Linked DNA regions of Homo sapiens: region 1 is linked to region 2. Evidence: read pairs that join two places in POLR2A ChIA-PET (ENCODE). Cell type or tissue: IMR-90. All regions are shown on one strand. Each heading gives the region's core, and the rest is flanking DNA. Links, peaks and the distances in the headings are about the cores only. Region 1 overlaps LINC01426 (long intergenic non-protein coding RNA 1426). Region 2 has its middle 130 kb from the start of MIR802.

What was found. ChIA-PET counts read pairs that join two places held together with the same protein. Peaks named below come from ENCODE experiments on the same cell type or tissue, not always from the same donor. Only the 100,000 strongest peaks of a DNase experiment are listed, where the experiment ranks them.
Region 1: POLR2A ChIA-PET joins it to region 2 with 8 read pairs; 2 of 35 experiments call an interaction of 5 or more read pairs at or near these places.

What each region holds. Positions count from the first base shown.
Region 1 is chr21:34,756,309-34,761,689 of GRCh38, forward strand. The region is part of intron 1 of LINC01426 (long intergenic non-protein coding RNA 1426); the gene reads left to right. Among named protein-coding and RNA genes, the nearest start is that of LINC01426, 13 kb to the left of the region's middle. In IMR-90, for the core only: no CTCF peak of the experiment used is centred there; no DNase peak of the experiment used is centred there.
Region 2 is chr21:35,847,108-35,852,488 of GRCh38, forward strand. No RefSeq gene overlaps it. Among named protein-coding and RNA genes, the nearest start is that of MIR802, 130 kb to the left of the region's middle. In IMR-90, for the core only: no CTCF peak of the experiment used is centred there; a DNase peak (open chromatin) is centred at 3,104; H3K27ac peaks cover 249 bases.

The DNA.
Region 1 (5,381 bases), core at 180-5,179, 1.1 Mb before region 2:
GGTAGTGCCTATAGTCCCAGCTACTCAGGAGGCTGAGGCTGAAAGATTGCTTGAGCCCAGGAGTTCAAGGCTACAGTGAGCCATGATCGTGCCCCTGCATTCCAGACTGGGTGACAGAATGAGACCCTGTCTCTAAAAAACCACTTGTGGATCCATGATTGTCTTCAGCCTTCATCCTGCTGCTTCCCATAAGCTGTGGGCAGTTCCCAACACTGCACAAGGATTTGGTGTTGATGGAACCAAGGATGATAATTCTGTCAACAGGCAGCACCCACGAAGGGAGAAGTCCCAACGAGGTTCAAAGCTGGATTGGCACCTACCAAGTGACTCAATAGCATGATGCCTCCACTGCCTTCCTGTCCTCCCGTGTTCAGGGGTCATACTGTCTCCTGGCTTCTCTGTTCTGTGTGGTTATTGGGAGATAAAATGATGAAAGTAATTTTCCAGAGAATGATGCTGTGAGCACACAGGTGTTTGCTGAATGAATGAATGAACAAATGTGTGAATGTAACTTGTGTTAGCGTTACCCTACACTGTCGTCTCTGCCCAGAGGTGACAACAGCAAAATAATTCAGTCCACAGGCTGTTCTTTTTTTTAGTGTAATTGTCAAAAAAAAGTCCAGCTAAAAAAATTCTATTTTGCTTGTATAAATAAACAGAAACCTTATACCCCTGAGCCAAGTGGAAAATTTTCTCAGTAAAAATTTGTAGGGACAGAGAGTTTTTAAATTTATAAAGGAATTTAATAATTTTTCCAAAATTACTGAGAATTTCAAATGCCTCACCACAAAAAAATGATGAGTAAGTGAGGTGGTAGATATGTTAATTCTCTTGATTTAATCATTCCTCATTGTATACATATATCAAAACATTGCACTAGACTCCATAAATATATATTATTTTTGTCAATTACAAGTAATAATTAGAAAAAACGATAATTTCTTATGTACCCACCTGTGATATAACTATAAAGTCATTAATTTGGATTCTATTAATTTGGCATTTGCAGTAACATATGCCTGTCCAACCAATTCTTCTCGGAAAAAAATGTTCACAGTAATTCTTTCCCTGATGGAGAGAATACTGAGTCCAAAGTTTAGAAGCTTAGGGTCCAATCCCAGACAATTAATTAGCTACATGAGGTTGGAAAAGTCACAGCCTCTGTGAATCTCTTCTGTAAAACTCCAGTTTGTGAAGAGCATAAAGTTAATAAAAGGACTCCGTGAACTGTGAAGTGCTTTGTAATGTATTTAGAGTCTTTCATATAACCTAAATCAAATCGTTTATTAGCAGCTTTCTTCACCCCAAGATACATGCGACTCCCTCACTTGGTTTCAACTTCTGGGCCGAGCAATTGTTCATGAATATGCTTATCATCAGACTGTACGAAATACAGCACCTTTCTTTATCACATAAACCCTTAAAGCTAGAAAGCCCCAGGGACAATTTTTTTTTTTTTGTGAGACGGAGTCTCACTCTGTCACCCAGGCTGGAGTGCACTGGCGCAATCTCGGCTCACTGCAAGCTCCGCCTCCCGGGTTCACGTCATTCTCCTGCCTCAGCCTCCCAAGTAGCTGGGACTACAGGTGCCCGCCACCACGCCCAGCTAATTTTTTGTATTTTAGTAGAGATGGGGTTTCACCATGTTAGCCAGGATGGTCTCAATCTCCTGACCTCGTGATCCGCCTGCCTTGGCCTCCCAAAGTGCTGGGATTACAGGCGTGAGCCAGCGCGCCCGGCCAGGGACGGTGTTTTTAAAAATGTGTCTAATTATCAAAATTACCAAGAAGATATACACACTCACAGGTCTGTGTGTGTATGTCTAGGTGTGTATATATGCTGGTATGCATGTACACATCTATATGTGTATATACGTGTATGTATGTAAAGATATACAACATGGATATATAATATATACAATACACATATATTATACATGAGCATATTGCACATATACATGAGTGTATAATATATACAATACACATGTATATTATACATGACAATAATGTATACATTATAGATATACATTATTACATTGTGCATATATTATGCATGAGTATATATGTATATATGCATGCATATATAATTATGTATATTATATGTATATGCGTATGTGTGTATATCTATGTATCCCTACCTCCTGATTCACTAGATTGTGGATGGGGCTCAGGAATCTGGGTCTTTAAAGTTCCACATGTGATTCTGATTACCAGCAGTTTAGGGGACCACCCTCCTCACTTTTTACTCCTGAAGAAACAGGCTCAGAGAGCTAGTGGCATGGCTAGGGTCAGCAGCCGGTTAGAGGAGAAGCTGGAAATGGAGCCCAGCCCTCCCAATCCTGGCTCAGAGCAGGTTATCATAAACCATGCTGCCCATTGTCCACACTAACCTACTCAGAACTGAGCTCTAAAATTCTTGTTTGGCAGCTAGTTAGCTAGTCAGACTAGATTCCTCTATCATTGTCCCACGTAACCCCTTAAGGGATCAGGCAGAGCAACTGCTGCCTGCAGAGGGCCGTGAGTCCTGCCAAGGTGGCCTCTGGAGCCCTGATGCATCACCTGTAGGCAGCATCCAAGTGCCCAGACCTCTGGGGCCTGCTCCGGGCTTCCTGGAGGCAGATGGGCATCATCGTAGCAGGTGTCTTTCTCCTTGGTGTATGAGCTTTCCACGGAGTTGTTATGTCTAAATCAGATTCCAACATTCAAGAGCCTGTCTTTGGGAAGGCAATGGAAGGTCTTAAGCAGAGGAATAATAACCAAATATACCTGACCCAGGTTGTCTGGTCCATCCTCAAGTGGGAAACCAAAATGGAGGCAGGGAGATCTGGGGTGGGGGGCGAGGGGGCTGTCTCAATGTCCTGGCAATACCCTGCTTCAATATCCTCTGTCGAGGGCAAGGATCTTCTTACGGTAGGCTGTGGGCCCAATCTGGCCGGCTGCTGGGTTTTGTCTGGCCCATTAAGTAGGAATGGTGAACACTCTCGATTGATTTGATGAGAGAATACTACCTCTGAGCCCCAATGAAGTGAGATTTTATCCCCTCTAAAAAAAGAATTCATTTTTTTCTCATTAGTTGAACTGTATTTTTTTAATATCCTTGATTTTTAATAATATTGTCATATTTTAATTTTCATTAATAAAAAAGTATGGAAATGTGCTTTCACTCTTTTTATGGAAGTAACTGCTGCAGGGCATCGTGGCTCATGCGTGTAATCCCAGCACTCTGGGAGGCCGAGGCAGGTGGATCACCTAATATCAGGAGTTCAAGACCAGCCTGGCCAACATGGTGAAACCCTGTCTCTACTAAAAATACAAAAATTAGCTGGGTGTGATGGTAGGCACCTGTAATCTCAGCTACTCGGGAGGCTGAGGCAGGAGAATCACTTGAACCCGGGCAGGGAAGATTGCAGTGAGCTGAGATTGCACCGTTGCACTCCAGCCTAGGTGACAGAGTGAGGATCTGTCTCAAAAAAAAAAAATAATAATAAGTAACTGCATAGTAGGTTTGATTTTGCCTCTTGCCCTACAACACCTGAAGTATGCACTATCTGGCTCTTCACCAAAAAGGGCTACTGAGCTCTCCCTGGTCTAGGTGTTGGTGGAGAAAATGGATGGGTTCGGATGTATTTTGGAGTGAGAGCCAGTAGGACTTTAATTTTAATGCTGGCAGAACATAGACTATGCTGCAGGGTGGGACAGAGTCACTTGATCCCTAAGACAAGTCTAAGACTATGAGGGGCCATGGTCCACCACCGTCATAGCAGGTGTCTTTCTTCTTGGTGTATGAGCTTTCCAAGGAAGTGTTATGTCTAAATCAGATTCCAACATTCAAGGGCCCAACTGTATATGCGAAGGCAATGGAAGGTCTTATGCAGAGGAATAACAACAAAATATACCTGACCCAGGTTGTCCGGTGCCAGGTGGAGGATGGACCACCTGGGAACCAGAATGGTGGTGATGAGGCCCCCAACATGGCCTAGAGCAGCCCTCCCCATGGTCCCCTCTGGGTTGAGTCTCGGGCTCCTCCCATGCCCCAGCTGAGCCCATAGGTCTCCTGTGTACCAGCAGCCTGTTGACCAGAATAAGCAGTGCCTGGCACAGGCCCTGGAGGCTTCATGTTATAGCCCATAAACAACGCCGTATTTATTGACGGATGACTATCATTGTCAAGTTTCCAGCCACCACCCCACCTTCCATAGGACCAGCAGGCTGGCTCCTGGCTGGCACCAAGAGTGAGCGGCTTGGGCATTTAATCAGGTTCAGGTAACAGGTAAGGACTGGTTCCCCAGCTAGGGAAAAACACAGTGAATATTTTGGATTGAGCCATGTGTGCCGCATCTTGCTGGAGCTTGCAGGCCCCTTGGAGGCTCTCAGACGGCTCTTAATTAATTGCTGGAGCCAAGTGGGGCAATCTTGTGAGCGCTGTTGCTTTTGCTCATCTGATCCAGCCATGCTCAGGGGAGGGTGAGGAGCTGGCCTTGGATTTAGGGGATGAATGGGGTGGGCTGGGATATGGGAGGAGCTCAGTGGCCTGGCCAAGATGGTTGGGACAAAGCTTGGAATAGCCAACCTGTTTGTCAAGCAAATGGACAGGCCCTTTCTTCCAGGCAGAGAAAGACCTTGCTTCAGCTCCCTGGCTTGGGGAGGAGAGACCCAGATTCGAATCCTAGCTCTACTACTAACTAACTCTGGGACCATGGGGCAATTAGCTGCTTTAAGCTTCACTGTCTCATCTGTAAAATGCATGCAGTGATACTACCTCGAAGGATTGTGGTGGGAATCAAATGAGATGAGGGTAATGCCATGCACCATAGTCCCTGCAAGGCCACTGGGTCCCTGTAAGGCCACTGATCAGTGGGGCATGCCAACACTAGAGGCAGTGCTAACCCTAGGAGGCGGGGACAGCAGAAGAGATCTCAGGTGGGCCCATGTCCCTAAGGGGAGAACGAGCCCTGGGCACCAGGGACATCATGCAGTGAAGATGCTGGAGGTGGGAATGGGGTTTCAAGTGCCAGGGACCATCTCCTTAACTCCTCTGCACTCATGCATGCAGCTCCTGCAAGGCTTGGCAGAGCTCGGGCTGAAGAGGAAAGGCTCCTGCCTACCCAGCCATAGGTCCCCAGTGGATGCAAAGGGAACTTTTCCTTGGTCCTGGTCCTCAGTGGAACCCGTTTTGTTTCGATTGTCCCTGACCTGGCCTGTGCTCTCGCTGCACCATCCTGTGGAACACAGACACCTGGAGAGTCAGAGCTGGCTGGATCTTTGGAAGGGCACAGTCACAGCTGCACCCGCCACTCCTTCCCATCCCAGGCTCGATACTTCAGTAATCCTTGCTGCCTGAGCTTCCCTTATGGGTCCCAGGTCACACCTTCTTTCCTCCTA
Region 2 (5,381 bases), core at 246-5,245:
GTGATGGCTAATATTGAGTGTCAACTTAATGGGATTGAAACATGCAAAGTATTGTTCCTGGGGGTGTCTGTGAAGGTGTTTGCCAAAGGAGATTAACATTTGAATCAGTGGACTGGGAAAGACAGACCCACCCTCAATGTGAGTGGGTGTGATCTAATCAGCTGCCAGCGCGGCCAGAATAAAAGCAGGCAGAAGAACATGGAAAGACTAGACTGGCTAAGTCTTCTGGCCTCTATCTTTCTCCTGTGCTGGATGCTTCCTGCCATCAAACATCAGACTCCAAGTTCTTCAGCTCTGGGAACTGGACTGGCTTCCTTTCTCCTTGGCTTGCTGATGGCCTATTGTGGGACCTCACCTGGTGATCATGAGAGTCAATACTCTTTAATAAACTCCCCTTTATATCTATCCTATTAATTCTGTCCCTCCCTCCAAAGAACCCTGACTACTACAGGTGTGCTATAAATGGTTGTGAGTGGGTGGGCAGAGCACTGAGCTCAGAGTCCACAGCCAAGCATTTAGCCTGCGCTCAGCTGTGCACCTACTGTGTGTATGTGGGCAAGTCACCAGGCTTCTCAAACATAAAATAAGGCTCTTAGATCGGATTTCTCTGAGACCCTTGACAATTCCGTGTTTGTTACTTAGGGCTGCTGCTGCAACAAATTACCACAAACTGGGCAACTTAAAACACCAGAAATCTATCCTCTCCCCCATTCCAAAGGCCAGAAGTCAGGTGTCAGCAGATGTGGTACCTCCTGGAGGCTCTGAGTGAGAATGTGCTCCATGCTCTCTCCTGGCTTCTGGGGGCAGCTGGCAGCCCTTGGCATTCAGGGCTTGGAGATGCATCACTCTATGCCCTGCCTCCATTTTTTACATTGCCTACTCTGCTGTGTGTCTCTGGGTCTCAAATCTCCTTCTCATTTCTCTTATAGGGACACCAGTCGTTGGATTTAGGGCTCACCCTAAATCCAGGATGATTTCATCCTGTGATCTTTAATTTGCTGTTATCTGCAAAGACACTATTTCCAAATAAAGGCACATTCACAGGTACCAGGTCTTAGGCCTTCAACGTATCTTTTGGGGAAACATAATTCTACCCAATATAAGCTGTAGACGTCTATCAGTTACTCAAGCCTGGCTAGATATCATACAGAAGACACAACTAAGGACTACTCAAGGCTGAAATGTTTCCTTTTTTTTTTTTTTTTGAGACAGAGTCTTGCTCGGTCACCCAGGCTGGAGTACAGTGGCATGATCACTGCAACCTCCGCCTCCCAGGTTCAAGCAATTCTCCTGCCTCCGCCTCCCAAATAGCTGGAACTACAGGCATGCACCATCACACCTGGCCAATTTTTTTTTTTTTTTTTTTTTTTTTTTTTTTGTATTTTTAGTAGAGACAGGTTTCACCAAGTTGGCCAGACTGGTCTTGAACTCCTGACCTCAGGTGATCCGCCCGCTTTGGTCTCCTAAAGTGCTGGGATTACGGGCATGAGCCACCGTGCCCGTTTCTTTTTCTTTTCTTTTTTTTTTTTTTAATTACCTGTAGATCCATTTGTGGATTATTCAACTACCCTTAACTTGAAAGTTGAGTGATCTTTTTAACGTTTTTCTCTTTTCATTTCTTAAAATACTGGCAGTGAGTCAGTCTCCAAATTTCAGATACTGATATTGAACACTACCCTCCATGCTACCAGATCATTTATTTTGGTTTCTGTTACTGATTCCCGGCCTCCAAGTCCCCAGAAGCACAGCCACAGCGGCCGTGTATGGGTCCCAGCTGCCTTTTCACTCCTCGATGCCTTAAGTCCTGACGATGAAGGCAAGGACCCTTAGAAGAATCACACGGAGGCCTCCATGTTTCCTGAGCTCTGTTTAGAAAGAATCAAATCAGTCTCATATAGGCCACAAGGAGACCAGCAGTACCATGTAACCTCAGACATGACACAAAGTGTCCCCAGCACATCCCACGCAAGCATTATTTTTTAAATGCATTTGCAGTAGGGAAAAGTATTTCTGATACTTCTATACCTAGTTGTACCAAATAATGCATTTGTGCAGTTGATGGATGAGGTGAACAAAAGCAATCCTTTTGCTTCCTTGACGAATGTAGTTCTGCAGGCTTCATGGCTGGCAAAACCAATCCTATAGAACCCAATGCTTGGAGACAGAGCTCCACCAGGAAACAAGGCCAAGCTGTGTGCTGCTCTTACGTTATGTCTATTTTAGAAGTTGACTTTGGCAGAGGTGTTGACCACTGACACAATCTATCTACTTCCAGAAAAGATAAGCGGGGAGGGAATCAAACAAGGAATTGTCTTTAAATTCTCACTTGGAAACAGACGCCTTGGCTTGAAAAGGGGAGTAGAATACTAGCTTCAATGATGATGAACAAGTTGGAACAAATTATAAAGAAAATATTGAAGCTATAAATAATTTATTTTTAAAGAACCTGTGTGCTAAAATATCTCCTGACTAGGAAATTCTAAAGAATGTAAATCTCCAGATTATAGTCTATCTGAGGCAATGTTTTTCCAGAACTATTGGAATGTGTCTACATAACAAACTCAATAATCTTTTGAAGAGTTCACTGTTAAGAGGACTCCTAGGACACGAGGAGCAACGGGATGATCACACACTCATGGTTGTACCTTCAAGTAAAGAAAAATGAGAACTTTAAATCACCCAAGATGAGGAAGCTCTGTAGCCAGACTGCTCTCATTCAAATCACCAGGAATGTTTCAATCTGATGCCAGCTTTCTCCCTTACAACAGTGAATGGATAAAAAGGGGAAAACTCAAAAGGGATATTCACAGCGCCTTCTAGTTCCCACCTCAGTCCTATCTCAAAATACCTGAAAATTCTGCCACAGCCCTTTTTCCTTTACTCTAGAACGAAATGACAAAATTAAACTTTATAAAAGTTTATGAAACGAAACCTCACAAAACCTGTTACTGAGGTTCAACGATATATTTTTAAACTAATAATGTGAATTTTTCCATGCTGAAGAGTCATGTAATTGGGTCACCAAATAAAAAAAGACACAGCTGTAATAGAAACCATTTTAGGGGGGAAGAAAGTCCTGACTAATCACGAAGTGATGCAAATGCAAAAGGAAATACTTAGACTGTATTTTTACCCAGCTGAGTAGTCAGATGTTTGGAAATGCCCTGGATTTTTCGAAATATTTCCAGCTGTTAATAGCAAAACGGCTCAGATGCTTCAGAAAGAAAGAACACACACTGAAACCTTTTTTTTTTTTCCTGTGTACTTTTCTTAATTACAGCTGCTCCCTTCCAACTGCAAGAGGGGATCTAAGTGTAAAGATGTTAAAGCTTAGATGTTCACCCTGAGCTCCACACGGATTTATTTTTATGAAAATGACTGAGAAGTGCAAGCCTGGGAATACGCAGAGAACTTCAAAAAAGAGCCTGGAAAAAGTAGGAGGTGATAAAGGAGTTAGCACATTTTCAGTTTGTTTCTCTTACAACCTGTGAGAGAACCCAGACAGCTGATGGGCTCCCGGAGAAAACTCAGGTAGCTGCACTCCAGAGAGTTTGGTGAGGCCCCAGCCAGCACCAGAGACCTGTGGTGAGCTGGCCTCCAGGAGAAGGTGGTGACAGCGGCAGCCGAGTTACATGGCGCCAGATCCCAGAGGACGAGCTCTGGCAACCGCCTGTGCACTCCCCTGCAGCCTTTTCTTCAGAAGTGAAGATGGGGGAGTCTGGTCAACCACAGGTGAGGTGGCAACTCAGAGGGAAGCCTGCACACTGTCAGCTCAGCCAACCCTAATGAGGACCAGACACCCAGAAATATTTGCAGACTCAGCAGGGGCGGGAGTGAGAAGTGGAGTTGGCTGGCCTCAAACCACCACCAGCTGAGCAGGGCTCCTCAGCCAGGGTGTGTCTTCTGGGACTCCCGGGGCAAAAGGTGGCATTAGAGATGGAAATTCAAAACAGGCTGGGGGCTCTGGGGCCAGGTTTTGTCCTGGGCGACTGCTTGGCACTTTCCCCAAAACAGCACACGGAACCTGTGAAAAATGTGCTCTGGCCCCCTTCAACCTTGACCCTGAGGATTGAGGGTGGGAACTGCGGTGGGTTTGCTCAAAGTCCTTATCACCACTCACTGGCATGTGTTCCCTGGCTCAGAGCCTGTCCCTAAGAAATGGGAAGAAAATACACAGCTCCCAAGGAGCTGCCAGCAGTTCCACACCAGGACCCTCTGAGGCCAGCCTCTCTGGGGACGGTGCATGCTGAGGAGTCCATGAGAAGGCTTAACTTTCTGAAGATGTCACACTCAGCTCTTCTTAGGTAAAGATTTTTTTTTTTTTTTTTTTGAGATAGAGTCTCACTCTGTCGCCAGGCTGGAGTGCAGTGGCACAATCTCTGCCCACTGCAACCTCCGCCTCCCAGGTTCAAGCAATTCTCCCACCTCAGCCTCCCAAGTAGCTGGGATTACAGGCATGCACCACCACGCCCAGCTAATTTTTGTATTTTTAGGAGAGACGGGGTTTCACCATGTTGGCCAGGCTGATCTCAAACTCCTGGCCTCAAGTGATCCACGCGCCTTGGCCTTCCAAAGTGCTGGGATTACAGGTGTGAGCCACCACGCCTGGCCAAGATTACCTTTTTAGATTGCTAATCTGGCCATCTTTGATTAGAAGTGAGGTCAATACATAAAATGTTCCAATCAAATTCTGCAACATAATTTTTCAGTGTTCTTAAGGAAACCCTACCCATGAGCAAAATGGCATTAAGGACAATTGGTCATTCTTTTTTATTTATTTTGGGAGGAGGGGGAGAAATGAGGGGCCTTCATTGTTCCCACTTCAAGACCAGCCCACTGGTTACAAAGCAGGAGAAAGGCAGGGGCGCTCCCAGGAACCCAGGGCCATTGTTATGGGCTGAATTGCTCCCTACCGCCACCAAATCCACTGCTGAAATCCTAACCCCCAGGACCTCAGAATGTGAGCTTATTTGGAAACAGGGTTGTTGCCGATGTAATAAGTTAAGAGGAGGTCATACCGACACAGGTGAGCCCCTAACCCAACATGACTGGACTTCTTGTATAAAAGAATGCTATGTGAAAAGACAAACGCATAGACAGAGAGAAGGTGATGTAAAGACACAGGGAAGAGGTGGCCATCTGCAAACCAGGGGGTGCCTTCTTGAGACCACCAGCTTCTAGGAGAGAGGCCTGGAACAGACTCCCCCTCATGACCCATAGAAGGAACCCACCCTACTGGCACCTTGATCTTGGACTTCCAGCCCCAGAACCATGAGACAATAAATGCCTGTTGTTTAAGCCACTCAGTCTTTGGAACGTTGTCCCAGCATCCCCAGGAAACTAAGGTAGCCACATATGACTTTCATGGGCCCCTGGCACTT